Linked DNA regions of Mus musculus: all the other regions are linked to region 4. The links are chromatin loops, found by intact Hi-C in ENCODE. Cell type or tissue: heart. All regions are shown on one strand. Region 1 holds the start of Snx12 (sorting nexin 12). Region 2 holds the start of Ogt (O-linked N-acetylglucosamine (GlcNAc) transferase (UDP-N-acetylglucosamine:polypeptide-N-acetylglucosaminyl transferase)). Region 3 has its middle 10 kb from the start of Gm24061. Region 4 holds the start of Med12 (mediator complex subunit 12). Region 5 holds the start of Nono (non-POU-domain-containing, octamer binding protein). Region 6 has its middle 8.4 kb from the start of Gm31385. Region 7 holds the start of Zmym3 (zinc finger, MYM-type 3).

What was found. Peaks named below come from ENCODE experiments on the same cell type or tissue, not always from the same donor. Only the 100,000 strongest peaks of a DNase experiment are listed, where the experiment ranks them.
Region 1: it touches region 4 in a loop (3-fold over the local background); 6 of 42 quality-filtered maps call a loop at or near these places.
Region 2: it touches region 4 in a loop (5-fold over the local background); 2 of 42 quality-filtered maps call a loop at or near these places.
Region 3: a loop joins it to region 4, with 4 times the contacts of the local background. A loop is called at or near these places in 16 of 42 quality-filtered maps.
Region 5: it touches region 4 in a loop (2.1-fold over the local background); 2 of 42 quality-filtered maps call a loop at or near these places.
Region 6: a loop joins it to region 4, with 2.8 times the contacts of the local background. A loop is called at or near these places in 4 of 42 quality-filtered maps.
Region 7: it touches region 4 in a loop (1.9-fold over the local background); 2 of 42 quality-filtered maps call a loop at or near these places.

Annotation. Positions count from the first base shown.
Region 1 is chrX:101,220,998-101,224,997 of GRCm38, forward strand. Snx12 (sorting nexin 12) reads right to left here and starts at 1,566. Exons shown (of 5, transcript NM_018875.2): 1 at 1,265-1,566. The coding sequence starts at 1,429. In heart, no CTCF peak of the experiment used is centred here; a DNase peak (open chromatin) is centred at 1,634; H3K4me3 peaks cover 1,952 bases; H3K27ac peaks cover 1,641 bases.
Region 2 is chrX:101,638,451-101,642,450 of GRCm38, forward strand. It overlaps Ogt (O-linked N-acetylglucosamine (GlcNAc) transferase (UDP-N-acetylglucosamine:polypeptide-N-acetylglucosaminyl transferase)), which reads left to right and starts at 1,601. Exons shown (of 22, transcript NM_139144.4): 1 at 1,601-1,872. The coding sequence starts at 1,836. In heart, no CTCF peak of the experiment used is centred here; DNase peaks (open chromatin) are centred at 1,531 and 2,561; H3K4me3 peaks cover 3,505 bases; H3K27ac peaks cover 2,971 bases; H3K27me3 peaks cover 1,266 bases.
Region 3 is chrX:101,129,353-101,133,352 of GRCm38, forward strand. It overlaps a transcript of Snx12 not described here. Among named protein-coding and RNA genes, the nearest start is that of Gm24061, 10 kb to the right of the region's middle. In heart, CTCF peaks have their summits at 1,833 (motif pointing right) and 3,046 (motif pointing right); no DNase peak of the experiment used is centred here.
Region 4 is chrX:101,272,515-101,276,514 of GRCm38, forward strand. It overlaps Med12 (mediator complex subunit 12), which reads left to right and starts at 1,577. Exons shown (of 45, transcript NM_021521.2): 1 at 1,577-1,845; 2 at 2,382-2,486; 3 at 2,658-2,849; 4 at 2,978-3,137; 5 at 3,586-3,767; 6 at 3,928-4,000. The coding sequence starts at 1,747. In heart, no CTCF peak of the experiment used is centred here; a DNase peak (open chromatin) is centred at 1,607; H3K4me3 peaks cover 1,876 bases; H3K27ac peaks cover 1,896 bases.
Region 5 is chrX:101,425,667-101,429,666 of GRCm38, forward strand. It overlaps Nono (non-POU-domain-containing, octamer binding protein), which reads left to right and starts at 3,985. Exons shown (of 12, transcript NM_023144.2): 1 at 3,985-4,000. In heart, CTCF peaks have their summits at 2,291 (motif pointing right) and 3,685; a DNase peak (open chromatin) is centred at 3,905; H3K4me3 peaks cover 1,020 bases; H3K27ac peaks cover 1,190 bases.
Region 6 is chrX:101,327,671-101,331,670 of GRCm38, forward strand. No RefSeq gene overlaps it. Among named protein-coding and RNA genes, the nearest start is that of Gm31385, 8.4 kb to the right of the region's middle. In heart, a CTCF peak has its summit at 2,202 (motif pointing left); no DNase peak of the experiment used is centred here; H3K27ac peaks cover 542 bases.
Region 7 is chrX:101,416,688-101,420,687 of GRCm38, forward strand. It overlaps Zmym3 (zinc finger, MYM-type 3), which reads right to left and starts at 3,535. Exons shown (of 25, transcript NM_019831.3): 1 at 3,459-3,535; 2 at 1,586-2,265; 3 at 600-643; 4 at 222-294. The coding sequence starts at 2,252. In heart, a CTCF peak has its summit at 2,425; DNase peaks (open chromatin) are centred at 2,394 and 3,204; H3K4me3 peaks cover 2,518 bases; H3K27ac peaks cover 2,203 bases.

The DNA.
Region 1 (4,000 bases), 52 kb before region 4:
CAAAGAGAACATTTCAAATAGTCTAGCCTCCATAAAAACAGTTGTGCTTCATGCTGTGATGGCTTTCTGCCCCCTCTCAATTGAGAGGGTGCCATTGCTCCATAAGATTGTCAGGCACAGGTAGAACAAACATTCTTAATTCAATTCATCTTTTTAAAAAAATGAGAACTTCATATGACTCATAGATCTTCAAAGCTATTCAAAAGAGATACTGTTCGAAAAGAATATCCTGCATCTCTAACCTGAGAAGAAAACACAAGTAAAAAAGAAAAAATGGTTCTTAAATTTTTTTAATCTGTACCATTTCAACTGGGCAAAAAAAAAAAAAATACCTGTGAACCATGTACTATATCTTGCACTGTGGACTAAGCACTGTGGAGTAAGAGAATAAAGTCCCCTGGGGTGCAGACTAGAAGAAGCCATTCCTGGAGCCCTTCTGAAATGTCATGTATTAAAGTAACTACAGATTAGGGGAAGACAAGGCAAATGCTGCCTTTCCCATAAACCCTAAGTGAACGCCAATAAAACCTGAAGTCACCATTGTGGATACTTCACATCTAAAGGCTTAGCAGAGGATGGGAGCAGCAGCTGACAATCCCCAATCCCGGTGCAGGGCCGGGTTTCACGTGAGACATGACATTGTGGTACCTAAGAAACTTAAGCATAAAACAGTTCTCTCTTGCAGATGTCAATCTTACACAAGTCAGCAAAGCATTCTGTCTGCAAATTGCTTTTCTACTGCTCCCATAAGCCCACTGTCTCCCTTTCCTTCACTCACTCTTGCCTTGAACTAAAGGTTTTGCTTAACTCCATCATCCCAGAGAGATCTTATTAGGAAGAAGCTGAGCCCTCCTGCCCTCCCCCCTTTAGAATGGCTTCCCATAACCTAGTTTAGTTATAGAACCCAGCGATACATCGCCTTGGCTTTCCATCCCCCAGCCTTCTTCCATCCTCCCCTCCCGTCCTGTCAATCATGTTCTAGTCTACTTGGATTCCTCACTAATCTTTGTCCATCGTCCACACCCTGTCCAGCCATGCCTCACTTCTTCCTTGTAAGTACTTGTTTTCCTTCATCCCCGCCCCAAGTCCCCTCTGGACTTTTCTGTACCCTCGGGCCACAGCTGAGTCTGCAGCCTCCTCTCCAAACCTTCCAAGCCCTAACCCTCACATGACCCCTCCAAGGCGGCCCGCCGTTAGTCGTCCCCATGCCCCCTCCCCTCCTGCTCCGTCCTCCCTCAGCTGTCTCCCTCACCCCGTGACTCACCCGCATGCGAACCTCATAGGTGGTGAAGCGCGCGCGGCCCACGCCCACCGTCTGTGGATTAAAGATGTCTATCTCCAGGAAGTTACTGGGCGGCCCGTAAGCGTCGGTCAGGTCTTGGGGCTTCGAGTTAAGGCGCCTAGTGTCAGCCACTGCGGTGTCCGACATCTTTCCGAAGAAGAGCCCGGTACCGGCGAAGGGGGTGGGGGACAGAGGCCTGAGGCAAGAGCGCGCACAGCCCCTCCCGCTTGCAAAATAACCAGCCAACCCCCAGACGACGGCGGCGCGCACGCGCGCACGCATGCGCGCACGCACACACCGCCCGAGCCTCGGGCCCTTCACTCTGAATAGTTGCCATGCAGACTAGGGCTGGTACTCTATAATGCAAGCGTCATTCAGACTTCCGGGTGGTACTGGTAGCAGCCCCGGAACCTGCATCTCCAATACTCACTGCCCCAGTAGTTTGAGAAGCACCACACGCATGCTCCTCCAATCTGTGTCCCTCAACCCAAGAAATTGGCTCACCCCGTGCATCAATCAAGCAGTGGGCACTGCCCCACAAGCTATTATCCTAAGGTGATAGGCCGAAACCCCAGGTCCTTAAGTCCGGATTTTCCCTGAAAATAGAATGGTTTCTGGAAGGTGGGGTTCCAACAATAATAGAAAAAACGTAGACTGCAGGCTTACTACTTGTGCCACTGATAGTTTCAATTCAAGCTACACGCAAGTGTAAGCAATACATTGTGGTGCCCGGGAATCAGTAAACACGAATTGCGTAAACAATAAAGATTTCATGTTCTCACTTTTCAGGAATAGTGGGTGTATCTTCATGCCCCACATGTTGCTACATAACAACTAATTCCAGGCATATTCATTTCTTAACAAATTTCAGGATCTTTACTTCATAACTTCTGTCTATATGCTGCAGAACCCGCACTTGGCTATGCTGTGAGCTTGTTTGCAACCTCTCATGAAAGTATGTGTCTGCATGAGAACATCTACAGAAGAACATATTTACATACGTGTAAAATGTATTTGCACATGTTATGTACATACTAAGACAAAGTCTTACATTTATCCTAACTGTCCAGGCTTCCCTTGAACTTGTGGCAGTGCTCCTGCCAAGCCCTCTGGGTTTCAGTGTCACCATGGCCAGCTAGGAATTTTTGTGGTTCTTATGTAGTTTTGAGACACTGTCTCATGAACCCCAGGCTGCTTTCAAACTTGCTTTATAGCAGAGAATGACCTTGAAATCGGACCCTTCGGCCTGTCTCTCCCAAATGCTGTTTTGTGCAGTGCTATGGATCAAATCCAGGCTCTACAAAATCAGCTATATCTGTAGTCCTTAAACATACATTTTGGGGGGGGGGAGTTCAAGACAGGGTTTCTCTGTGTAGCCCTGGCTGTCCTGGAACTCACTCTGTAGACCAGGTTGGCCTTGAACTCAGAAATCCACCTGCCTCTGCCTCCCGAGTGCTGGGATTAAAGGTGTGCGTCACCACGCCCGGCTAAACATACATTTTTTAAAACTAATTTATATATATCCCTTCATTTTGTAAATTATTTATTATCATTTTAACTTTTAAATAAGTATTTTTGATGTGTCTGCATATTTTGCCTGCGGGTGTGTCCATGCACCAAGTGCATGAAGTGCCTTAGGAGGCCAAAAGAGGATGTCAGATCCTCTGGAACTGGAGTTACAGATGGTTGTGTGAACCACTTTGGGTGCTGGGACTTGAAGCTGGGTCTTCTGCAAGACAGCCAGTGCTCCTAAGCACTGAGCCATCTCTCCAGCTCTGCATGTCCCGTATTAAGGGGTAAACAGGTGGCAATTTTAGGTCCTCTTTCCTCCTCCCATCACCTAACCTCCTCTCCTACAAAAATAACCTCATATTACTGAAGACTGGAGTCTTTCAACAAAGCACAAGGGCTTATAATAATTAATTTAATTTAATATAACTGATATCAACAAACTACTTCCATGCCAAGCACTGTGCTAAATACTAAAAGACCTAGAGTTATGAAAGTTCCTGCTGCCAATAAGCTAACTTTTTAAAATATATATATATATATATATATATATATATATATATATATAGACAGTGTTTCTCTATGCAGGCCTGGCTGTCCTGGATCTTACTCTGTAATCCAGGCTGGCCTCAAACTCAGAGCTGTACCAGCCTCTGCCTCCCAAATGCTGGGATTAAAGATGTGCACCACCACTGCCCAAGAGTTAACTTTATAAGTAAAGACAAGCAAACAAAACAAATGTGACAAATATAAACAAAGTAGCATATACACACTAGGTTACTGAGCTGGACATGATAATGCATGCCTGTGCTCCCAGCCATTGGGAGATGGATCTAAGGGCTTTGGGAGTTTAATACCACCCTGTGCTACACAGCATGTTGGAAAGCAGCCCAGGCTATAATGGGACCCTGTTTCAACAAAACAAAACAAAACAAAACGGTATATGTTTCAAAAAATTGGGGGAAGACTTCCTAGAGGTGGACATATTTAACACATGGGAAGGTATAAAGGGATGTGGGCTGGAGCTATATATAGCTCAGCAGTTAAGAGCACTGATTTTTCTTGCAGAGAACCTGGGTTTGATTCCCAAAACTCACATAGTGGTTAATAACCATCCATAACTCCAGTTCCAGGAGATGCACTGCCTTCTTCTCACCTTCTTGTGCACCAGGCACACATGTGGTACCCATCCATACTTGCAGGCAAAGC
Region 2 (4,000 bases), 370 kb after region 4:
GACCAATTCCTTGAAGGAGTTTTCCTTCCTGAGCTACATGAGCCTCACAATCCAATTTTTTCATAGCAGCGTGAGACTCCTTTCAGATGAGGGAACCCCAGATCAGTTTTCTATGAGTCAAATAGCTGTCCGACTGGGAGCATGACCTGACATTTAACGACTTTTTACTTAATTAACTATCACGCACTAATCAAGAAGGCCTAAACATCTGCTAGTAGAATCTGAGTTGCCTTTCTTAATGAGGAAAAGCTGAGTTCTTTCAACAAAGGTGGATCACTTGGTGGGTTTGGGGCTTGCCAGGTGTATCAAATGAAAAGATAAGGCCAATCAATATCCAGGAGAGTTTGAATGGCAAGCTTTCTTTTTTACTACATGTTGTGGTTCTGTGGGGCAGAAGAAATGAACAATATTATCAACTTTTTCTGCACTCATAATCCAAAGTTCATAGGTTGTTTGGCAATCTCAAGAAACTGAAACAGCCTTTGAGGATTTGTTTTTTATTTCACCAAGGAGCTAGACAGCAAACATTTTTACACAAGCTCACTAATTTTTCCTAGATCAAAGAGTTTTGAAACGGAAAGACTCTAAGAGAGCTAACTGTAGTCCCCAGTGGCTTGTAATAATCACTTAGTGACGTGTCTTAAAACTGTCAAGGAACAAGGCAGGAAATATAAATTAATAACAATGTGACAAAAATGTCCAAACACTGGGCTTGAAACCGTAAGAGGATCCAAAGAGCTGTTTTGTCAAAGGAAGGCAATTGGAAATTCATTGTAGTTGTGTGGTTTAGGAAGAAGGCAAAGGAACACAGTTTGCTTTGTTGAATTGCCTTAAGCTCCAAGGCATTTGCAGTCCTTAATGATTCTGACGAAACAAGGTCACAATTCAGGATCAGGAATTTTGAGGAAAAAGGCATCCTCTTTAACATTTCTGTGGTTGCTTTTGACATGCAAACTCCTAGCATTTACCCTGTTACCATCCCGAATCTCACAAACGATTTTGAATTTTAGGGTTATATGGTTCAAATCGAACACATTTGGGTTCACTCAGCTCAGGGAGACTGTCCGTTTTTCTCATCAAAGTACTTAAATTCATGGGTGGAGTCTGAATCAAAAAGCATTCAAATCGAACCGGCTCCCCCATTGTTTTGAACAGCCCCGTCTCTGAAACGCAAATATTCGCGTTTACTTGCTTAGAACTAACACGTTGGTCGTGTAAACTACCCTTTTCTGTTGAATGGAGTTAATTAAACTTTTCTAGACGCTCTGACATTCTAACATCGACATCACTGACCAGGTAGTAGACTCGTACTTTAGCGCTTGCCAAAAAAAAAAAAAAAAAAAAAAAAAAAAAAAGTAATCGACGGGCGTTTTTTGCCCTTCCGCCTTGCTCTTAAAAACTTGCTGGCTCTTGCCCCATAGGGAGCCCTTAACCCGGAGTTGCCTAGACAGGGTTGTCGCATGCGCTCTCTACAGTCATGTTTGTCGCAATGGACCTTGGGCGGAAGGTTACGTAAGAGCAAATGACTTTGATTACAGTCACTTGGTCGGTAGTCTTGTTACGCGCTACCTCCGCGGGGTACTTGATTATAACAGAAAGTAGTTCCGGCTTGTGTTGTTTCGGTCGAGGAGCCCTCGCCGCCATTTCAAGACAGTGAGAGGTAGATGTCTACCAAGAGTTCCTAAGATTCGAGTTCAGTATTCTGTGCCGCCCCCTGAGCCCTTCAAAACACTGATACGGCTGCTGCCTTTTTTCTGCTACTTCTAGAACCATTCTTGTCAGTAGTGGCGGCAGTAGAAGTCAATTACCCCTTGTTCTATCTCAAGAAGCTCCAGATGGCGTCTTCCGTGGGCAACGTGGCCGACAGTACAGGTACTAGTGTCCCATTCTACTCTGGCAGACGTCCCTTTGGGGTCTGGCGCCGTCTTGTATCTTTCATTACTTCCCTCTGACCATCCCCATTACATCAGTGGCATTACTGAGCTCTCGAGTTCTACTGCTATCTGATCGGGTTTGGTGCTGCCGTCCGTTCGTAAACATTCTCTAGTTGCTTGCTTGCATTTTGCTTGCTTTGGGGGCTTTTTCGTTGTTGCTTTATCCCATCAGTGTTGTAGCCTTCTCTCTCGGGACGAATCTATAGCACACGTGCGCGCTTAGTGTGTCTTGGAATGGGCTGCATTGGAATCTCTGCAATTTCTGTCTCCCGTCGCAACTGTTTTCTCCCTCAATTTCAGCCCGTCGCTCCCTCCCGTGCGCTTCCACCTCCTCCCCAAAGCCCCTTTCCCTTAGCCACATTTGGTCCTCCTTTGCCAGGCTAGGGCGGGGATGCTATTTCGGTGTAATCCTAGCCTCACTTTGCATCAGGCATGACTAGCGAAGGCTCCTCGGTGTGCTTCCAAGTAGCACCAAGAAGAGCTACTTGAGCCCGCACCCCGCCGGGGCAGCGCCTTGTGTTCTTGGGTTGAGCGGCCCCGATTTAGGTTGGAAATTTCCAGGGGTTCTCTTAGCCATCACCCAATTGCACCCGCTGCCCCAGTACGGAGTTTCCTACCCTGGTCAGCCCTCCCTGCTTGTTGCAACCACACCCTTCCTCTGCGAACGTGCCAGCCCGACAGTCGTTTCTTATCCTCAGGGAAGAAACCACCTCGGTGTGTTGCTTGGCGGCGACCACCCTGCCCGCCCTCCTAATTCTCTTTCTTTGTGTTACTTTCTCTATGTATTCCTCCGCCATGGCCTCTGGGTTTTCATCCCCATTCTTTAGCCCAGTATCTCTTTATCCATAGGGTGTGCATTATTATTTCTTTTTTAAGTTTCCATCCTTGCTTGAAGAGTTTGTAAAGCAACTGGAGTGTAGCTGCACAAGTGCAAAGCGGTTGCCTCTTTTCAACGATGCATCTCCAAGCCTTTGCTACAGAAAATAAGAAAACAACCAAATTGTAGGAGTGTCCTTCAACTGCCTTTCCAGATTGAGGCTGTTTGGGGCGGGAGGGGATGGGGAACCAGGCTGCAGCTCTAAGGTTCCCGAGAGGTTATTGTTTCTCAGTGTCTAGGTTTTAGTTGACGATTTTGAATATTGTGAGATAAATAGATGACTCTAAAATAGTATCTCATCCTTAATAGATGGGAATGGGATCAAGATTTCCACCTTTCTGTTTCCCCATCATGATTTTCAAAAATGTAAGATTCTGTCGTAGGTTTTTGTAAGAACTTGCTCTTTTCTGACTGTTAACTTTATTTGAAGAAATGGTCATTTCCAGTATTAAAAGAGCAGATATGTGACTTTGGAAAGTGATAGGTAATGTGCTAAATTTAGGAGCTAGAAAGTGCTACGTTCTTGTCTAACATGTAATTTTCTAGTTGATCTTCTAGCTCCAACCTCAGATTTGGACACAAATATTTTTGGTCTTTGTTTTTGTGGTTAGCTGTGCAGAAATTGCTCTGGTATGGGAAAGCCTGGCTCAAATTTGAGCTTGTCCCCATGACCTTGGTTAAAATTAAGTACCAGGTCTGTGGTTTCCCATTCTAATCTCTAGAGTGTTATCCTTGAATTCCTAATAATGAATTATTGTGGAGATAAATGTTTACAGCCGAGCCTTAGGCGAGCACCTGGATTTTGGCTTTTATTATGTTAACTAAATCAAGTCCTTCAGAACAAAAGCATTTTTTGTTATTTATTATATTTTATCCCGTGTTTTATATTATTGCAGCATTTAAAAGCTTTTCCAATTGTAGATTGTTGCCTGGTTATTGAATAGGGTTGTTTTTAATGTCTTAGTACTTCTGTGAGAGCCATGAACACAGCAGAAAATGTAAGGCAGCGTGGGTGGGATTTAGCTAATTTGGGCTCCTGAGTCCTCTCCAGAAGAGGAACAACGTTTGGGTTTTTTGTTTAAAATGTTTGGCGAACCCATTATGAAATGCTTTAGCCCTTGACTGCTAAGTCATCTTGTTTATCAGCTGCTTGCTTTAAAAGTAACTCTTTGGCTTTCAGCCGGTTTCT
Region 3 (4,000 bases), 140 kb before region 4:
GAGATGGGAAGAAGGCGGGAACAAGTGACTAGAATGCAATATATATATATACATATATATATGGGAAATTATCAAAGAACAAAACTTATTAATAAAAACTAATTTAAAATGGGAACTGAAAATTTCTTGGTGACAGTACTACAACTTGAACCTCGAATTTAAAATCCAACCAAATTATAAATCAAGTTGAGTATGAAAGATTATTTTCTAAAACTTAAAGATACAAGGAACATCTATTCTTTCCGAGTATGTAACTTAAAGATGTACTCTTACAAAACCAGGGTAAATACCAGAAAGGAAAATATCCAGGGAATTAAAAAATGCAGACTTAACTCATATTTCCAGTGAGAAAAACAAAATTTCATGGTGACAGCTGTGAGGCGGGCTTGGAAAGCAACCAGAAAGAATGCAGCCTAAGAATTAAATACATTGGAGTCAGGAATGGCGGGCGGTTCAGGCTCACAAGCACAGCCCTCAGGAGACGGAGGGAAGAAGACTGCCTTGGCTACATAGTGAGTTTCTGGCCAGCCCACAGTCCAGTGAAACCCCCTCTCAAAAACAGATGAAGAAAAAGGAGTGAAATACATATCAACCAATGGATATGCTGAGGAGAACATGAGAAACATATACAAGGCCTAAGACTGAGCTCTTAGAGCAGCAAAAAAAGAGCACGCACACACACACACACACACACACACACACATCTCCAGAAAACATTGATGATTCATCTACAAAAGGCAATCCAAAGCTTCGGTTAAAAAGAAGCAAACAAGCAGAAAGAAGCCTTTAATCCCAGCACCTGAGAGGCAGAGACAGGTGGATGTCTCCAAGTTTGATGCCAGCCTGGTCTACAGACTGAGTTCCAAGACAGCCATGGCTACACAGAGAAACACTGTCTCGAAAAACGAACAACAACAACAACAAAAAAACCCAACCCCCACCCCCCCAAAAAAACCCAAAGCAGACAAACAATATCTCCCTTTCCTCCAGATTAGTTTTTGCAGTAGATGGTGCTTAAGACAGGTCCACAATTGGTCATGCTGCAGAGAACTAGAGGCTGCAAAGTGCTCAGTCCTAATGAGAGACAGTGCCATCACACCTATACCACCACCACCAAAGTTCAGGGATCAAAGCAGAAGCCGGAGCAAGGTGGTGGCTGCACACGCCTTCATTCCTAGCACTCAGGAGGCAGAGGCAGGAGGATCTCAATGGGTTCAAGGCCAGCCTGGTCTACAGAGCCAGTTCAGGGGACGACCAGTACTGTTCCAAGAAACCTTGTCTTGAAAAACAAACAAACATACAAAACAGAAGGCAGGTCAGAAAGACTGTAAGAGTTAGAGACATGCCATGAAATAGTGTTTTCTGGACATAGCAGGCTGGTTGCATACATGCAACTCACTGTGGCTATGACAGCAAGCCAATCAAAATTCCAGCATGGCTAGACAGGGGATTTATAAGGCCTCACCCCTAGCTGAGGAGCTATTGGTAGCTGATGGCTGCTGGGGTAGGGAGAATCAAGTTTTTTTCAAGGATATGGTTTCAGATCATATGAACGGTATATGGGCTCAGGACCTGGTAGAGAGGAGCTGGGAGAACTGGAGGGTGGATTTGGTCACAACAGACGGTAGACATGTATGAAATTCTCAAATAACAAAATGAAGATGAAATGAACGTGAGAGCAAGAGGGAGACTGGTTGCAAGAATAATTCCTGAAACATCAGAAAATAAAAACTATACAGACGTGTCTAAAATATAAAGTGAAATTTCTTCTTTTTCAGTGATATTTTGCCTGCATGTATGAGGGTGTGCTACGTACTTGCAGTACTCACAATGACCAGGAGAGGGCCGTCTGGTTCCCTAGAACTGAGTTACATAGAAATGGGTTACACAGCCATCTCTTCAGAAATGAGCCTGGTTTCCAGCTCCTACTTTTTTGTCGGGGGAGCAAGAGGCTGGAACTTGCTACTGAACGAGAATAGATTTGAACTCACAAAGATCCACCTGCCTCTGCCTCCTGACTACTGGAATTAAAGTCCCACCAGGTCCGGTTCTACTTTATTTTTTTTTTAAGATGGGTTCTTGCTATGCAGCCCAGACTGGCCTAGAACTTGCTATGTAGCTGAGAATGACCTTTAACTTCTGACCCTCCAGCTTCCCACTACTAAGTGTTGAGATTGCAATTATGTGCTATAATGTGCAGGGGTTTGGTTTGGGGGAGAAGTTTTGTTTTTAGTTTTTTTTTTTTTTTGGTTTTTTGTTTTGTTTTGTTTTTTGATATCATGTAGCCTAGGATCGCCTTAAACTCACGGTGTAACTGAAGATAACAAACTTCTGATCCTCCTGCCTCTAACTCACAACTGCTAGGATTATAAGCATGAGCTACTACACATGGCTTTAAATGTGTGCAAAACTTATAATAGTTCAATTAAAATTAATTGATAGGAAGGTTCTGGACAGGTTGTGGTGGTGGCATAATTTTAAAAAAATATTCTCACTCCTGAGTAGCTTAATAAAAACAGAAAACAAGTTAGGCACAGTGGTGCACACCTGTAACCGCAGCACTCCAGAGACAGAGACAGAAGCATCAGGAGTTTGAGGCTAGCCTGGGTTCCATAAAGAGAACCCTATCTGAAACATGTAAGAACCAAAACCTTAAGTCTGCTAGAGAAAACCCCCAAGCCCATGGACAATAAGTGTCACAAAGCTAGGCAAGAAGATTCTTAAATCCAAATATGTGGACGGGTGCAGACTACCAACAGCTGTAAAGCAGTTGTGAAATGAGCCCTGTGTGAAAGGAAGCAATGAGCAGGTGACAAAGCAAAGTGGCTGGTACGGAGGGGTGAGACCTAAGTGTCCCCCAAAACTCCGTGTCCGCAGCAGTGTGGGCCCCACAAGCTCTCCACACTAATCAGCCAGAAGCAAAAGACACTGCCAGAAACAGAATCCAGATTCAGCAATACAGTAAAAAGCAAAAAGGACCATGGGACAGGAGAGCTAGATCCAGGTCTCTGAGAAAGGAAGTCACATTTTGGGGAATTACACAAAAGCAACAGAAGAGGGAGCTAGAAGCCACGAAAATGGAAAACCTACTGGGATCCTAGCCTCCACCCTTCTAACCGTTTTTTTTTGTTTTTTGTTTTCTTTTCTTTTCTTTTTCAAAAAAAGATGCAATGGCAGGAGCCTCTAATTCTGGCACTCAGCAGACCGAGGCAAGCCTGGGCTGCATAAGAAAATCCTGTCTCAAAAGATCAAAATACATAAGCATAAATTCATAAAGTCACGTGCAAATGAGCAATAGCTTTTACTAGAAGCCAGTGAGGACGATTCGCAATGACAATTGACAGCAAAGCGGAAGCACATGCTTATGAGCCATGAACATTATAGCCTGCCATCTCAACGCAAGTTCAAAGTAGACAAAGAAAAGGAGAGAAGATGCAGAAGAAGTCAGGGTCTGAACAACTAAAGCACAGGGTAATGAGGTCCAGGAAAGAATCGAAAATAAGAGAGACTAGAACTAAGCAGTACCCCGGAGCTCTTGTCTCTAGCTGCATATGTATCAAAAGATGGCCTAGTCGGCCATCACTGCAAAGAGAGGCCCATTGGACTTGCAAACTTTATATGCCCCAGTACAGGGGAACGCCAGGGCCAAAAAGGGGGAGTGGGTGGGTAGGGGAGTGGGGGGGGGGTATGGGGGACTTTTGGTATAGCATTGGAAATGCAAATGAGCTAAATACCTAATAAAAAATGGAAAAAAAAAAAGAAATGAGTTCTAAGGCAGAAAGAGCAAATGAACTCAAGATATAAAAGAGAAGATAAGGGGGCTGGTGAGATGGCTCAGTGGGTAAGAGCACCCGACTGCTCTTCCAAAGGTCCAAAGTTCAAATCCCAGCAACCACATGGTGGCTCACAACCACCCGTAATGAGATCTGATGCTCTCTTCTGGTGTATCTGAAGACAACTACAGTGTACTTTCATATAATAAATAAATAAATCTTTAAAA
Region 4 (4,000 bases):
CCTGGTAATCAGGTACAATGGCAAGCAAGCATCTTCTGCCTTCTGCCTGGCCCTATTGTGAAGGTTCATAAGTTGGAGTTCAGATATACAAAGCTTCATGATAGAAAATATCTGACAATTTGTATAACTACTATTCTGTGAAGATTCCTGTTTCTTCCTCCTCCTGCTCCTCCTCCCTTTTCCTTTTGATCCGGCCTGGAAGCTTTAGGAGGCAGATGGCTCACTGAGCTTTCTGTGAGTTCTAGGCCAGCGTGGGCTATATGGAAAGTTTTAGGCCACCTGCGATTACATGATGAGATGACCTTGTCTCAGAAAAGAGGTGTGTGTATGTGTGTGTGTGTGTCTATGTAATTTGGGCTGGAAGTAACTTGTTATCCTTTTGCCAATCTCCCGAGCTGTGGGAATTACAGGTGTGTGACACACATAATGTAAGTGTCAATGGATTTCTTTTTGAGACAGGGTATGTGTCAGTCACTGTTGCTCTGGATGACCTGCTTGCCCCACCACATCTGACTCTGATGACACGTTGGCATTTTTTTTTTTTTTTGGTTTGTTTTTTTCCTTCCAGAGCTGAGGACGGGTACCCAGGGTCTTGTATTTGCTAGGCAAGTGCTCTACCATTGAGGTAAATCCCCAAACCCTGTGGTTTTTTTTCTTTTGAGACAAGGGCGCTATGTAATTCTGGCTGTTCTGGAGCTCAGTGTGTAGACCAGGCTGGCCTTGAACTCAGATACTCCTGCTCCTGCCTCTCTAGTTGCTAGGACTAAAGGTGTTTGCCATCAATCTGGCTACTTTTTGTTTGTTTCTTTGGTTTTGTTGTTGTTGTTGTTGAGACAGGGTTACACAGTTCATACATGGACTTGGCTGTTCTGGAAGTCATTGTGTAAACCAGGCTGGCCTTGAATTCACAGAGATCTGCTTTCTTCTGCTGGGACTAAAGGTGTGCACCGCCAGGTTAAGGGTTAACAACAACAACAAAGGGTTAGGGGGTTGTGGTGCAGAGGGCCTGTAACCACCTGGAGAGATTATAAGCACTTCAGTTTTACAGTTGCTTTCTTTTTGTGTAAGGCAAGCACTTCACAGAGATCCGTCTGTCTCTGCCTCTGCAGGGGTTAAAGGCCTGCGCCTGGCTAGACCGGATCTTTTGTATCAGATCAGAGGTGCTTTCTTAAAACAATAGTAGTTTCTAATCTTTACAACTGTCCTTTGAAGGAAGTTTAGCATGCCCATTATCCAGATGTGAGAACCAAGAAACGAAGTGATCAGTAAAAGACGCAGTTATTAACTAAACTAAAAATTCCCGAGCACTTATTTTAGGCCAAGAACTGAGCGAGGCCACGGGAAGCCAGTTCCAGCGAGAGAGCTCAGCGCCGCGGCTGCCTTCCCTATTCCAGGTCTGCGCCTCCAGCCCCGGCCACGCCGGTGGATTTCTAGTGTGTGAAATTGACTTTCCCTCCTAGGGCCCAAAGCTCCCGGGCTGTGGGGCTCCGCCCCGCGCCGGCGAGGCCCCACCCACTCTGCAGTCAGTATTGTCCGACGGTACCCAGCGTCCCTCGGCAGTTTCCGGCAGTAATCGAGAGTTTCTAACGTGCCCCGCCTCCGCCACCCCCCTTCTCTCGGCCTCGGTCCTCTCTACCGCCGCCCGGCTCGCTGTCCCCGTGCTCCCTCCCGTCCTCGGCCCTCCGCCCCTTCCCTCCCCACCTCGCCTGGCCCTGCAGGCGCCTCAGGCGGTACGGGCTGGGCAAGATGGCGGCTTTCGGGATCTTGAGCTATGAACACCGACCCCTGAAGCGGCTGCGGCTGGGGCCTCCCGATGTGTACCCTCAAGATCCCAAACAGAAGGAGGTGCGTTCACAATTCCCGGTTCCCGCGGGGTCCGGGCAGGTGTTTCGTGAGGGAAGAGACACTGACAGTTGAGGGCAAGGGGGGATGAGGTTAGGTGAGAGAAAAAGTCCCAACAGGGGGAAGAGTAGAGTGGACTGGTGCCCTGCTGGAGAGTAGGGTCTGCCAGCAGTTCCGGTTGAGGAGCTCGTGGGTTCAGGAGCCATGCCAGAGGTGCCCCCCTCCACACTCACTCGGGCGCTCACACACAAACCTCAGAAAGTTGTTAGGGCCAGCTTGGTGAGGTGCCGGTAAGGGAAGAGTGATGTTGAGGTCGCTCTGGGGGATGTGGGAGTCTCATTGACTGTGGGGGTGAGGGTGGGGTCCAAATGAACATAAGGGCTGGGCTTTAAATAACAACCTCTTCTAGTCAGAATCCTCCTCCTCCTCCTCCTCCTCCTCCTCCCTGGCTCCCTTGTTACCTTTTCCTCTGCCCTCTCTTACAACCTCTTCTATAAGGTGAATGAGGGTGAGCTAAAAATGCTGTTTTTCTGCCTCAGGATGAACTGACGGCTTTGAATGTAAAACAAGGTTTCAATAACCAGCCTGCTGTCTCTGGGGACGAACATGGCAGTGCCAAGAACGTCAACTTCAATCCTGCCAAGGTGAGACAACCCTGCCAGGCTGAAGGAAAAGGCTGGAAGAATCTGAGGAGCAAAAGCTCCGGGTTGGGCAAACTGAAAGGGACAACCTAGGTGGCAGAGTTTATAACTCAGTGCTAGCACATTGGCATTTTCACAGTCTTCCTACCCTGAGGTCTACTTTTCCCCCTTTAGATCAGTTCCAACTTCAGCAGCATCATCGCAGAGAAGTTAAGGTGTAATACTCTCTCTGACACTGGTCGCAGGAAGTCCCTAATGAACCAGAAGGACAACTTCTGGCTGGTGACTGCAAGATCTCAGAGTGCTATTAACACCTGGTTCACTGACCTGGCTGGCACCAAACCACTCACACACCTAGCCAAAAAGGTGAAGTACTCTTTTCCTGTTCTTAAGGTCAAGGTGGGGAATGTGTCTACCTATATTCTAAGATGTAGCTATGTGGTGTCAGCTCCCTGGAGTAATTAGAGACATTGCTGTTTGTGATGCCCATCCAGGTCCCCATTTTCAGTAAAAAGGAAGAAGTATTTGGGTATTTGGCCAAATACACGGTGCCTGTGATGCGGGCTGCCTGGCTCATTAAGATGACTTGTGCCTACTATGCAGCAATGTCTGAGACTAAGGTTAAGAAGAAAAATACTGCTGACCCCTTCACTGGTAAGTAACTCTGTACACCTGGTATACCACTGATGGCTTCAAGGAGTGATGGAGCCTTAGAATAAATCTTCCTAGTCTATTCCTTGCTTCTGCATGAATCTTATGTGCACGAAATTGGTAAGCATGGAGTAATTTGAGTATCTGCTGTGTTCAGGTACTGGGCTGTAAAGATGACCAGCATATAATTTCTGCTCTTTAGATCTTAGTGGAGATGCTAAGGCATATGTAGCATAATTAAATATAGAAAGTGGTAAACATCAAAAGAGTAGACAGAAGGTTCTTTGAGACTTCAGTGGATGTAATGATTGCTTTAAGGAGGTGGCATTTGTCTACAGGCTAAGAGGATGAATAGAGCTTGGAACTCTGGTGATTGTGGGTGGAGGCAGGGGATAGAGTATTCTAAGCTTAAGAATAGTATCATATAGTTCCCTTTCCGTATTTTCTTTAGAATGGACTCAAATCATCACAAAGTACTTGTGGGAGCAGCTACAGAAGATGGCTGAGTACTATCGGCCAGGGCCTGCAGGAAGTGGAGGCTGTGGTTCTACTATAGGGCCTTTGCCCCATGATGTAGAGATGGCCATCAGGCAGTGGGATTACAATGAGAAGCTCGCCTTGTTCATGTTTCAGGTAGGAGCAAGGGCATGTTGTACATGGCATTGAGTTGCACCTTATCCTGTCCTGTTGGAATAGAATGGAATTTGCCTTTTACCTTGCCCCTGGTATAGCTCTCTTCATTCTTCCATTTACTTTATCTGCCTTACCTCTAATAGTTCCCTGCTATCCATAGGATGGAATGCTGGACAGACATGAGTTCCTGACTTGGGTGCTTGAGTGTTTTGAGAAAATACGCCCTGGAGAAG
Region 5 (4,000 bases), 150 kb after region 4:
GGGAACAAAACACCCTTGGAAGGAGTTACAGAGACAAAGTTTGGAGCTGAGACAAAAGGATGGACCATCTAGAGACTGCCATATCCAGGGATCCATCCCATAATCAGCCTCCAAACGCTGACACCATTGCATACACTAGCAAGATTTTGCTGATGGGACCCTGATATAGAGACTATGCCGGGGCCTAGCAAACACATAAGTGGATGCTCACAGTCAGCTATTGGATGGATCACAGGGCCCCCAATGGAGGAGCTAGAGAAAATACCCAAGGAGCTAAAGGGATCTGCAACCCTATAGGTGGAACAACATTATGAACTAACCGGTACCCCAGAGCTCTTGACCCTAGCTGCATATGTATCAAAAGATGGCCTAGTCGGCCATCACTGGAAAGAGAGGCCCATTGGACTTGCAAACTTTATATGTCCCAGTACAGGGGAACGCCAGGGCCAAAAAGTGGGAGTGGGTGAGGAGGGGAGTGGGGGGAGGGTATGGGGGACTTTTGGTATAGCATTGGAAATGTAAATGAGGAAAATACCTAATTTAAAAAAAAGAAAGAATTTTCTAATATATTTATGTGTATGTATGTGTATGTATATATATGTGTATATTTGTGGGTATGCAATGCCACAGCACATTTCAACATGTGGGTCTCAGGGATTGAATTCAATTGTCAGGGCAGTGGCAAGTACCTTTATTTGCTAAGTTATCTTATTGGCCCTGATATTTTGTCTTCTTTTATTATTGTTTTGAGACAGTCTCACTATGGCTGGCCTGAAATTCACTATTTAGACCAGGCTGGCCTCAAACTCACAGAGATCCTCCTGCCTCTGACTCCTGAGTGAATGCTGAGATTAAAAACAGGAGCCACCAAGCCCAGCTTTAAAAAACAAAACAATAGTTTCATTATGTATCCAAATCTAGCCTCAAACTGAAGAGCCTCCTTCCTCAGCCTCCCAACTATTTTTTGCAGGTTTTTTTAAAAGATTTATCTATTATTATATCTAAGTACACTGTAGCTGTCTTCAGACAGCTACCAGAAGAGGGTGTCAGATCTCATTACAGATGGTTGTGAGCCACCATGTGGGTTGTTGGGATTTGAACTCAGGACCTCTGGAAGTACAGTCAGTGCTCTTAAGCACTGAGCCATCTCTCCAGCCCCCTCAGCCTCCCAACTTTGCTAGTTTTGTTTGTCTGTTTTGAGATAGGGATTCTCAGTATAGTCCTGGCTGTTCTAGAACTCCATCTGTAGGCCAGGCTGGCCTTGAACTCAGAGATCTGCCTACTTCTGCTTCCCAAGTACTAGGATTAGAGGCATTCACCATTGCTAAAGTTTTTTTTTAATGTTTATTTTATTGAAGCATGTGTGTGCATACTTAAGCATGTATCTGAGGTTGTTTGTTTTTTCTTTTATTATTATTAATCATTCCATTAGTTTACATCTCAAATGGTATCCAACTTCCTGGTTACCTTCTCCACCAACCCACCATCCCACATCTGCCTTCCCCCTCCCTTTTATGAGGGTCCTCCCCTACCCACCCACACTCTCCCTGCCACACCACTCCAGCATCCCCATACTCTGGGATATCAAATCTCCCTGGGATCAAGGGCCTCCCATCCTCTGCTACATATGTATCTGGAGCCAAAGATCCCTTTAGGTATACTCCTTGGTTGGTGGTCTAGTCTGGTTGGTTTGTTTTTTAAGGCAGAGTTTCTCTGTAGGTCCTGACTGTTCTGGAACTCACTCTGAGACTAGGCTGGCCTCAAACTGAGAGACTGTCTACCTCTGCCTCCCAAGTGTTGGGATTAAAGACATACACCACAACTGGGTTATGCCTGAATATATGTATGTTGTGGATCGCAAGCCTGCAGGAGCCTGAAGAGGTCAGAAGAGGTGTTAGATGCCCTGAAACTAGTTACAAATAGTTGTGAACTGCCATGTGTCTGCTAGGAATGTAAGCAGCTCCTCTGCAAAAGCAGTACGTGCTCTTAACTCCTAAGCCATCTTTCCAGGCCCCGTGTTACTATTTTTTCCAAGAAAATCATTGCATACAAAAAGTCACAGCTGGGGCTTCAGGGATAGCTCAGAGGTTAAGAGCACTGGACCTAGGTTGGATTCCCAAACTTGCATGGTGGCTATCTGTAACTCCAGTTCTAGGGATCCACCATTGTCTTCTGTCCTCCTTAGGCACTACATGCACTTACATACATGCAGACAAAATACACACATAAAATAATTAAAACAGTCCATGTGTCTGTGGACTACATGCATGTATTACCATCAGAAGCCAGAAGAGGGCGTCAGATCTCCTGGAAACTGGAGTCCCAGCCAGCCACCAATGGGAGCTGGGGTAGGTACCCTAGTCCTCTGGAAGAACAGTCAGCACTCTTTACTGCTGAGCCATCTCTCCAGTCCCCATTAAATCTTTTTTGAAAACAGAAAGGGTCATGGTTTAGAAAGTATTCACCTTTTAAATCATGTATACATATACATGTATGTGTAATTTTGTTGTTATTGTTTTGTGTTGAGACAGAGTCTTAGGTACTGGATACCTTGCTACTCACTGTGTAGTCCAGGGTGGCCTTCTGGGCAAGGAGGCTCCTTTTTCAGCCTCCTGAGTACAGAAGTTAAAGGCTTAATCATTTCTGTTTGATTGTGACAGTCATACGTAGTAAACAGCTGTCATAATTGGATAGTGGATATAGGAGATCAGTAGTAGGGCTGAAACTTCATACTGAAGGGCATTATCTGATCTTGATCCCCCCCATTTTCTTTTTTCATAATAATGTGCTATCTTATCTCAAAGAATTTGGGAACCATTGGGATAAATATACCCACTATAGTAAGTTGTAGCCATATGTTGATGCACACGCACACGCAAACGGGGTGGATTGGGTAGAATATAGCTAGTCTCTACTACTGTATTGAATGGTGCCACAGAACCTTCCCAACATTGTAAGAGGCTTATTAGACAGCACAGTTCCATATCATTGTATCCCCATACAAGGTATAGGTAATGCCTATTGAGATAATCTGCCATCAGGAGTATGAATTAATTACTGAGGATTAACTACTGGTGCCTATCTATTGAACCTTGTAATCCTTGGTTAACCGCCTGGGAGAGCTAGGCATTATGGAATAACGAAGGTTATTATTACCTGATAGGCCTCCTATGGGATAAAGAGTAGGTCTGATGTGAAGACCTCCAACATACTGGTTCAGGCACCGCCGACCAACCTGTTGAGTCTCTCTGCGATGGGAACCTTAGTCTGTTTGGCCTATCGGGTTCTCTGGTTACTATGGAAATGGTGCTAGTCACAGTTCTGGGTAATCACTGAGCTTAAAGTGTCAAAATCGTTTGCCCTCCTGCCTGTTTCTACAATCATGTCCATTTCAGTTACACTTCCCAAACATACCCAGCACTGAGAAAGGAAACTAAAACTGTATAGGGTGTCAGGGTAGACGCTTTGAGGAAGTGTGGAAAAAAAGAAACATGGCGGGGCACATTTTTTTTTTTCAGTAGCAAACGGCTAGCTCTACCACATAGAATACAATGACATTGTTAGTCTTAATTTTGCACAGGCGCAGTGCATAAATTCTCAGCACACGCCTACGTGCACATTTTCCCCCCTTTTCGCTCCGATCTTCCTCTCGCACAAGTTCTCTTCTCTCCTCCTCCCACCGCTAGGTTTTCAGTCCTTCCGTAGGGCCGGGTGAGCCTCTCCTTCCGACCCCCTACCTTCCACTGCTGGCTCCCCCTCCCCCTTCCTTTTCCGTCTTGTGCTCGGCGCCTCTAGTGCATGCGCATAAGCTACGAAGCCTCGCTCTTTGTCCCCATCTGTCGTTCACACGAACCCAAGGCTTTGACAGTCGGTAGCCAATAAACGTTAAGAAATGGCGGACTAATGAGACTTTCTCGGGAGATAAACTTTGACTGGCAGTTCACATAGCCAATCGGGAATCCAAAATTGACCCCCCCCCCCCTCGGGAGGTACCGAGCTC
Region 6 (4,000 bases), 55 kb after region 4:
ATCCGTAATGAGATCTGACTCCCTCTTCTGGTGTGTCTGAAGACAACTACAGTGTACTTACATATAATAAATAAATAAATCTTTAAAAAAAAAAGTTTAAAAAAAAATAAACAAAATTATCGGCACAACCAGCACATGGTGGCTCATGCTTCTAAACCTAGTACTTGGGAGGCTGAGGCAGGAAAGTCTTGAGTTCAAGGTCAGCATGGGTTACACAGTGAGATAAGATGCTACCCCCATCCCCAAATTAGATAATTTGATGATCCATTGACTACTTGTCCAGGCTGACTAGTTATAAATGCACATTCTTGCCTGCTTTACCCCATATCTTCCCCTTCATATGCACATCGATCATTTTAAATCAAAATAGGATTTCACTGAAGCACTCTTTGGAAATGGGGGCTCTCTGGATGAGCCCTCATGGTTTCAGACTCTAGGAAGGAGTTTCCAGACAAGAATGTAGACAGACAGTTGGAAGAACTAGAAAGGGGGTTAGAAAACCTGCCTTCAGTTCCACCTCTGCCTCCTCCCAGTTGTCTAACCCTGGACAAGTTGCTTAACCTGTCTGTTTGCTCATCTGTAAACTAGAGAAGATAAGACCTACCTCACAGGGCTGTCATGAGACTTAAATGAGAATGTATGTGGATGTGCTTGGTAAAGTGTAAGCACTATGCAAATATAACACTTTGTTCTGCTGATTCTGAGGATACCAGGGCCCAACTGTTTTCATATTAAAAAAAAAAAAAAAAAGACCTGGTCCTTGCCCTTGCTCATGCATGATTTTGTCGAGCAGATTCACTCATGAAATCATAAAGTACAAGAACAAGACACAGGGCATTCGTGTCACAGTCACTAAGAACAGGGAGGGAGGGTCCACCTAGGTGTTGTGACACATACCTGTAATCCCAGAGCTCAGGAAGTAAAGACTGGAGAATCCTGAGTTCAAGCCCAGTCTGGGCTACATGTCTTAGAACAAACAAAAATCAAAACAAGAAAGAACCCCTCCCCCCCCAAAAAAAATGTGTGGAGAGTCCATTAGACTCAGGGACAGCCCACCCCCCCAAAAAAAAATGGTTCCAGGCATAGAACTGTAGGAGTCAGAAATGTGACCACAGCGCTGGGAGCAGTTATGCCTGACAGGAAGGGGCAGTGGAGTGGGTCAGTCACATCCCAGTGATTTTAGACTGTGCCGCTCTCAGCATGCCCACGATGCGAGCCTTCTGCATTTCACTAGATGGGAAGGCAGAATCTGAGCAGAAGCTAGTTTGAGAACCTAGTTCTCATGTGTGAGTTTCTCTGACTGACTTCCTTGAAGGAAAAAAAAAACACTCTTCTAGGGGGTGAAGGCATCTATAAACACAACTAAAAGAACACCTTTGTTCTTTTTAAGAAATATTTTTAATTACTATTTTATTTGTGTCTCCATATGTGTACATCACTTTCCTGTGTGGTGGAACTGGAGTTACAGACCATGTGGTTGTTGGGAATGGAGCCCAGGTCTTCTGGAAGAGCACTCAATGCTCCTAACTGTTGAGCTACAATCTCCACCCTCCTTCTTTTTGCTTAAAAAATAAATCTGCTTTGACTTTGAATGAGAAATAACTGCCTTTTAAATTTTATTTATTTTTAATTTTTTCACACTCCAATTGTTACCGGACTCCCTGTCTGCCCTCCCACAGTTCCTCGTCCCATCTCCCCCACCCCTCTAAGAGAATGTCGTCCCCTCCCCAGCACCCCCACCCCCACCCCCACCCGCCCGCCCCTCCAGGCCTCTCCACTCCCTGGGGCCTCAAGTCTCTCAAGGGTTAGTCACATCCTTTCTGACTGAGGCCAAACCAGGCAGTTCTCAGCTGTATATGTGTCAGGGGCCTCAGAGCAGCTCGTGTATGCTGCCTGGTTCTCCAAGCCTTCTTTATCTGCAGCTGAGAAACACGTTTCTGGAAGGAGCAGGGACTATGACTGTATTTCAGGGAGCCTGATCAGCGTTCCAACAGTTGGACACAGAGATGGGTGAGAGATGAAGCTTCAGCTGGAAGTGGCTCCCTGAAGGATGATTGTCCATCACACCTGAAAAGGCTTCTTATTCTCCAGTTCCATGTAGGGAGCAAGGCGTAGGAAAATAGTTCAAGGGCTCTCAAGGTCCATTTTCCAAATGGCTTTTTCAGAACTACTGTTGGGATCTACTGCCACCTGGTGTCCAAGATAGGATAGAGCAGGCCCCTTTCCTGCCTTTCCAGCACTCAGCCTAGCTTTGTTCCCTAATGGGTCGCCAAGACAGATGCTGTTTGGGATATGTGGAAAGCAAAAGAAAGAGCGAGGGCAAGTACTGCTTTGAGTGTCGCAGATGCTCTTTTCTATGTTGTCAGGATTTCCATTTCTCCAGAGTGCCTCTGGGAATGTATCTTTTTCTGGAGCACTACAGGATTGGGTTTGCCACACCCTCTTCAAACTCTCCACTTATGCACTCTCTCATATGATGACTTGAGTGTCTGTAAATCTCTAAGCCAGACCCAGGAAATTGCCCGTAACCTTTACAGTGAGCAAAAGAGTCTGCTTTTCCATGAACTCAGGCTTAAGTGATGTTTTCCTCCTAAATGGCCTAGAGTTATACTTAGGATTCCTGTAGCCCCACTAAAAGGCTGAGAGATAAGCAGATGTTCCAGAAAAGTCCATTCCACAATGTGTTGTGAAACTAAACCTGGAGAAATTAGAGCCCAACTGCAGTCCCGGATACCCAAGAGGCTGAGGCAGGAAGATCACAAACTCAAGACCAGCTTGGATAACAAAGAAAGATCCTGTCTCAAATTTAAAACAAAAGCCACTGACTGTTCTGGTGAATCCTCACAGTGTGATAATAGAGAACACACAGGAGTAATAGCTTGAATGGCAATGACCGAGTTGAGCATTGCAAGACTGAGTTAAGGAAGATGGTACTCTTTCCACCACAGTCTCCAATCCTAGGGATTCTTCAACCTTGTTTCTGTCATAACCCATCCCAGGCTTAGACTTGAAGGCTCTTCTGTTTGTTTATAAATTCTGGAACAGCTCTCAGTTTATACTCTAAACTAAAGAAGGCAGTTCTCAACCTTCCAAAAGCTGCAACTCTTTAATGCAGTTCCTCATATTATGGTGACCCTCAACCACAGACTTATTTTTGTTACTATTTCATAGCTGTAATTTTGCTACTGAATTGTAATGTAAATATCTGCGTTTTCTGATGGTCTTAGGCAACCTCTGTGAAATGGCTGTTTGATCCCACAAAGGGGTCAAGACCCACAGGTTAAGGACTGCAGATATTGATGAGATTATTGATGGAGAGGGTACATAATTGCAGAGGGAAATGAAAATAGCAGAAAGAACAAAAAAGAGAGAGAGAGAGAGCCATCTTTACGGTGTTTTGATTCCTAGAAAGCTGCTTTTTTATTTGCATAGGCTCCAACTCTTCCCTGGTTCCCACAAAACGGGGGTCCATGAGTAAAGGCCCTTTAACCATACTCGCCAAGATGTGGACAAGTCCCTTTTTATCTTTCAGTTAAGATACTTTTCAAGCCTGGTGTGGTGGCACATACCTTAAATCCCATCACTCAGGAGGCTGAGACAGGCTGCTCTCTGTGAGAGGCCAACCTGGTTTACAAAGTGAATTCCAGGACATTGAGAGCTGTGCAATAAAGAAAACCATGTCTCAAAAAATGTTTCTTTTGGTTTTTCAAGACAGGCTTTCTCTGTGTAGCCCTAGCTGTCCTAGAACCCTCTGTAGACCATGCTGGCTTGGAACTCAAGAGATCCACCTGCTTCTGCCCCCACCCCTCAGTACTGGGATTAAAGGCGTACGCAGGCGCAGCTCAAAAAGACCCCCCCTTCCCTTTTGAGATAGGGTATCTCCATATTGCCCAGGGTTTCCTGGAAATATGTGGACCAGACTAGCCTCAAACTCACCAAGATCCTCCTGCCTCAGCTTCCTGAGTGCCGAGATTAAAGGTATGGGCTACCAAGCTTGGCA
Region 7 (4,000 bases), 140 kb after region 4:
AGGGACAGTATAGTTGAAACTTACTATTCTTACTGTTCTTCTTTTCAATTTTCCCCCACTACCATTTGGTTCCCATGCCAACCCACAGCAGAGACAGGCACTTCTCTTTCTGCAGAGAGGAACTACAGGGGCCAGAAGACCCATGCCCTGTCCTAATCCCACCTTCAAGCTCTTCTGTGCACCTGGAATTCCCAGGTCCCGCTTCCTCCAATCCTACTTACTGCTCTCAGTGGAGTCCACAACCTCAGGCTTTGGAGGTTCTGCTCTTCTAACGCGCTCGCTTCTCTTCTGTACCTTGGAAAGAGGGGCGGGGGGTTGGGGGGGAAAGCTGACACTAGTGGCAGGCTAACTGGAGTTCGAGGTTTGGGGTGGGGACAGGAGATGGAAGGTGAGGTGAGAGACTTGGGACCCTTGGCCCAGCCCTAAAGAGAAGGTGAAAATGGGGAGCTGGACTTCATTCTAAGAATCAGTAAACACGGGAGTTCCTCCCTTCTCTGACTCTGACAGCACCCCCCCAACATCTGGGAGGAAAATGAGGGTTCTCTCCTTCTTAGAGCTATAGGGGGAACTAGACTCTTTCCAATCCCCTCCCCCCTCACCCTCTCAGGCGGCTTCTCAATCTCCTTCCCAGTCAGGCCATCTCCTGCAAAGGAAGCAAGAAGGTAGCCTAAGTCTTGAGCCTGTCCAGGGCCGTCCAGGGCCGGCCCCCACCTCCATTCCTGGGGAACAATTTACTCCAAACTGAATGGGAAAACTTGAGTGCCTGTGGCTTCTAACCCTTTCAGGGTTACCTCAGACTTGGTACTATGGTGAAAATGGGGAGGGTATGTGTGCAGCTATTCTCCATGAGATAAAACGTATTCTCTTACCCCTCCAATCATTTCTGTCCCACTGTGCATGAAGAATTTATATTTTACCAACAAAAACAAATGTAACCACTTAAAAGGAGCAAGAAGGGGAAAGCCCATCAATGTATGGGTAGGTCCCTCTGGACTTTGGTGAGATATAAGATATATCAGTTTACCTATCTGAAGACCCTTATCACAGGCTAGAGGAGATATAGCACTAGGTAGATTCAGGGAGAAACTAGAGCTTCAAGTCTAGATCGCCCCTCCCCTATCAGAGATGCAATCCTAGATCCTGCCTCTCTACCATTACCCTGAAATCGGTATGCTGTTAGGGGGCTTCAGAGAGGAGTTACCATCCATCAATCCCAGAAACTCCACTCCTATTTAGAATCAAACAGCTGGAAAAATCATAGAGCCTAGAAGCCTGCTATTTTCCTTCAAACCCTGAAGGAAGGACCCTGGTACTGGAAACCCATTGGGGCTATGAGAAAGGGAACCTCTGCCATCCAATCCATTCCCTCACACTACCCCATTTATCCTGCGCAGCCCCTCCATGCCTCCCACCCCTGTTTTCCACAATCTTCACCACACCCCACTCCTCCTTCAGCACACAGAGCCCTGCTCTAATCTTCCCAGCCTCCTGTCCCCTCCTCCTCCACTTCTCAAAGCACAGAGCCAGCCCTCCTGACCACCACCCTTTCTTTCCCCAGGCCCCTCCAAACGGTTAGGTGACCTACCTGGCAACGAAGGATGTGCAGTAGGGGTACATACCCCAGGTTTGCTCTGAGAACTGTTGATGCCATCCCCCAGAGTCTCTCCCACTGAAGGGCTAGGGGGTGCATTGGGGCTCTGTGGCTGCCCTTGGGTATGCTCCTCCTCCTGCCCAGGGGAGCCCCTTCTCCTTGTAGCTAAGGGGGGTATCTCCTCTTCAATATGAGGAGACTCCAGGATTATTGGAGAATCTGGAGCCAAAGGTTCTAGTAGCCCCTCAGGTGAAGGGGGACTAGCCCCAGCCCCTGGATCAGGTGGCATCACCTCAGGGGTTTGACACCCTGGTCCAGGCTCTAGGGTCTGCTCCCCCGAATCCCATGCAAGGGTTCCCTCAGGACCATGGTCCACCTCTGGGGGAGAAGGGGCTTTATAGAGTAGCCCCCCCAGCCCCAGTAGCTCAGTGGCTCCATCCAGAACTCCTCCAGGGTCCTTCTCCAGGCCAGAAGGGGTATCAAGCAGGTCCAGGGCTCCAGAGGATGGAGACGGACCTGGGGGAGCCCATCCTCGACTTGGGGCAGTCTGAGATTCCAGCAGATCCTCTCCAAATTCCATGTCTACTGGAAGGTCTCCAGCCAGGGGCTTCTCTGGCAGGGTCAATGGGTCAAATGGACTGGGGAAATCACTGGGGTCCATGGCTGGGTATGGGCTGCAGATCGGAAGAGGGGGCAGTAGAGGTGGTCTTAGCCTGAATTTCTTATGTCGGCTGTGGGACACACCCCGTCCGTCATCCACTTGGATTTCTCATTAGCAGCCGCCCCCCACAGCCGATAGGCATTTCCACAGGCTTCAGGCTCAATGTCCACTCCCCCCCCAATACAGCGCCCTCTGTGGGGAGTGGCGTTCCCTGCCCTGGCCCCGTGCCCACACTCGCCAGGCAGTTGGTCTCTAACCCGCCCGACACCCCCCACGGAGACTCGTAGCTCCTTCCTCCCTACCTCTCACACACCCCCCACCTCAGACTCAACGCCCCCTCACATTTTCCCGTGCCTGCCGCAGCCAGAAACCTTTCCCGCTCCGGCGACCTCAGCCCCTGGTCCCTTCTCACTCCCCCCCAAAAGCCCCCCAGGTCTCCAGTCTCTCCCCATCCTCTCCAGCCCCAGCGCCCCTCCCCGCGGAGCCCGTCCTCTCTCAGCCCTTCCCCGCCCCCACAAACTGCTCTTCCTAACCGTCTCCCCCCCACTCGGTTACCTTTCAGGGTGGACCACTTCCTCAGCCCCGTCCCCCCTTTCCTACTGCACCCCTAGTCCTTCCCTTCTCCTGTTGCCCACCCCCCACCTCAGGCATTTACAGGAAGACATTTTGGAGCTACGATTCCTGCTCAAACCCCCCTCCCGGCTACTGCGAGATCCCGCCTGCAGGTTCGGTTCGGCTTGAACAGACCCGACCCCTACCTGAGGCAGGGTTAGAGTAACCGCTACAAGCCTAGAACTGCAGACAGCAACGGCCCCGCGCTCCTTCTCCACCTCCCTCCCTAGCAGCCGGGACAGGGGTCGCGGCCCCTTTAAATGGCAGCGCCGCTTGCAGCGCTGAGCGCTCTGCACCAGGCAGGCGGGCGGTGCCAGCGACCAATCCCATTGGCTGGCTGGAGGAGGGGGCTCGCGAGACAGCGCCGGCCCCCGGCGCGAGACTCCCAGCCCAGTGGCCGCCTGGAAATTGCGGAGTGGAGTGCCGTCACTGGGGATGGAGCGTGAGCCCCCGCCCGGGGCCCCGTTAGTTGAGGAAAAGATAGCCTCTGGAGCTTTGGAGCCCGCCCCCGGGGAAGGCGGCGCCCCCTCTCCACCGAAGGGCCTAGTACACTAAATACACAAAAAAAGGAAGAAAAACCCCACATCTACGCACCTGCTTTCCTTACCTGGCTCAAGAGCCTGGCCCCGTCACACCCGTGCCCGCCCTATCTCCAGAGCCCACTCTACCCGTGATCCCCTCCTCTCATTCAAATGGTTCCCGGTCCCCTCCCCCTCCCCGTGGCTCTCCGCTTCCCACTCGTGTTCCCCCCAGCGTCCCCCCTCAGCACTCCCTACCTACGCCATGCAGCAGACGCCTGCCAAGATTACCCTCCCCCATCCCCACCTCTCCGGGGCCCGGCCCCCCGGGCGACTGTTGGGGTAGTGACAGCGGAGAATGGGGGAGGCAAAGACCCAACCCTCAAGTGCCCCTCCTCCCCTTGTCTGCAACCTCAGCCCCCACTTCCAACCTGTCTAAGAGTCGTAGTTATGGGGTGTCTTAAGCTTACCCTTGCCAGTTAAATGGTTCTGGCTTAGTGACAACGCCTATGCAGTAACGGTTACTGCCTGGTGACCCCCCCCCCCAAAGCAGGTTCTGCAAGGCTACACCCCCGTCTCCCTCCATGGCCTTCGGTTAAGTTCTGGGATCATTGCACT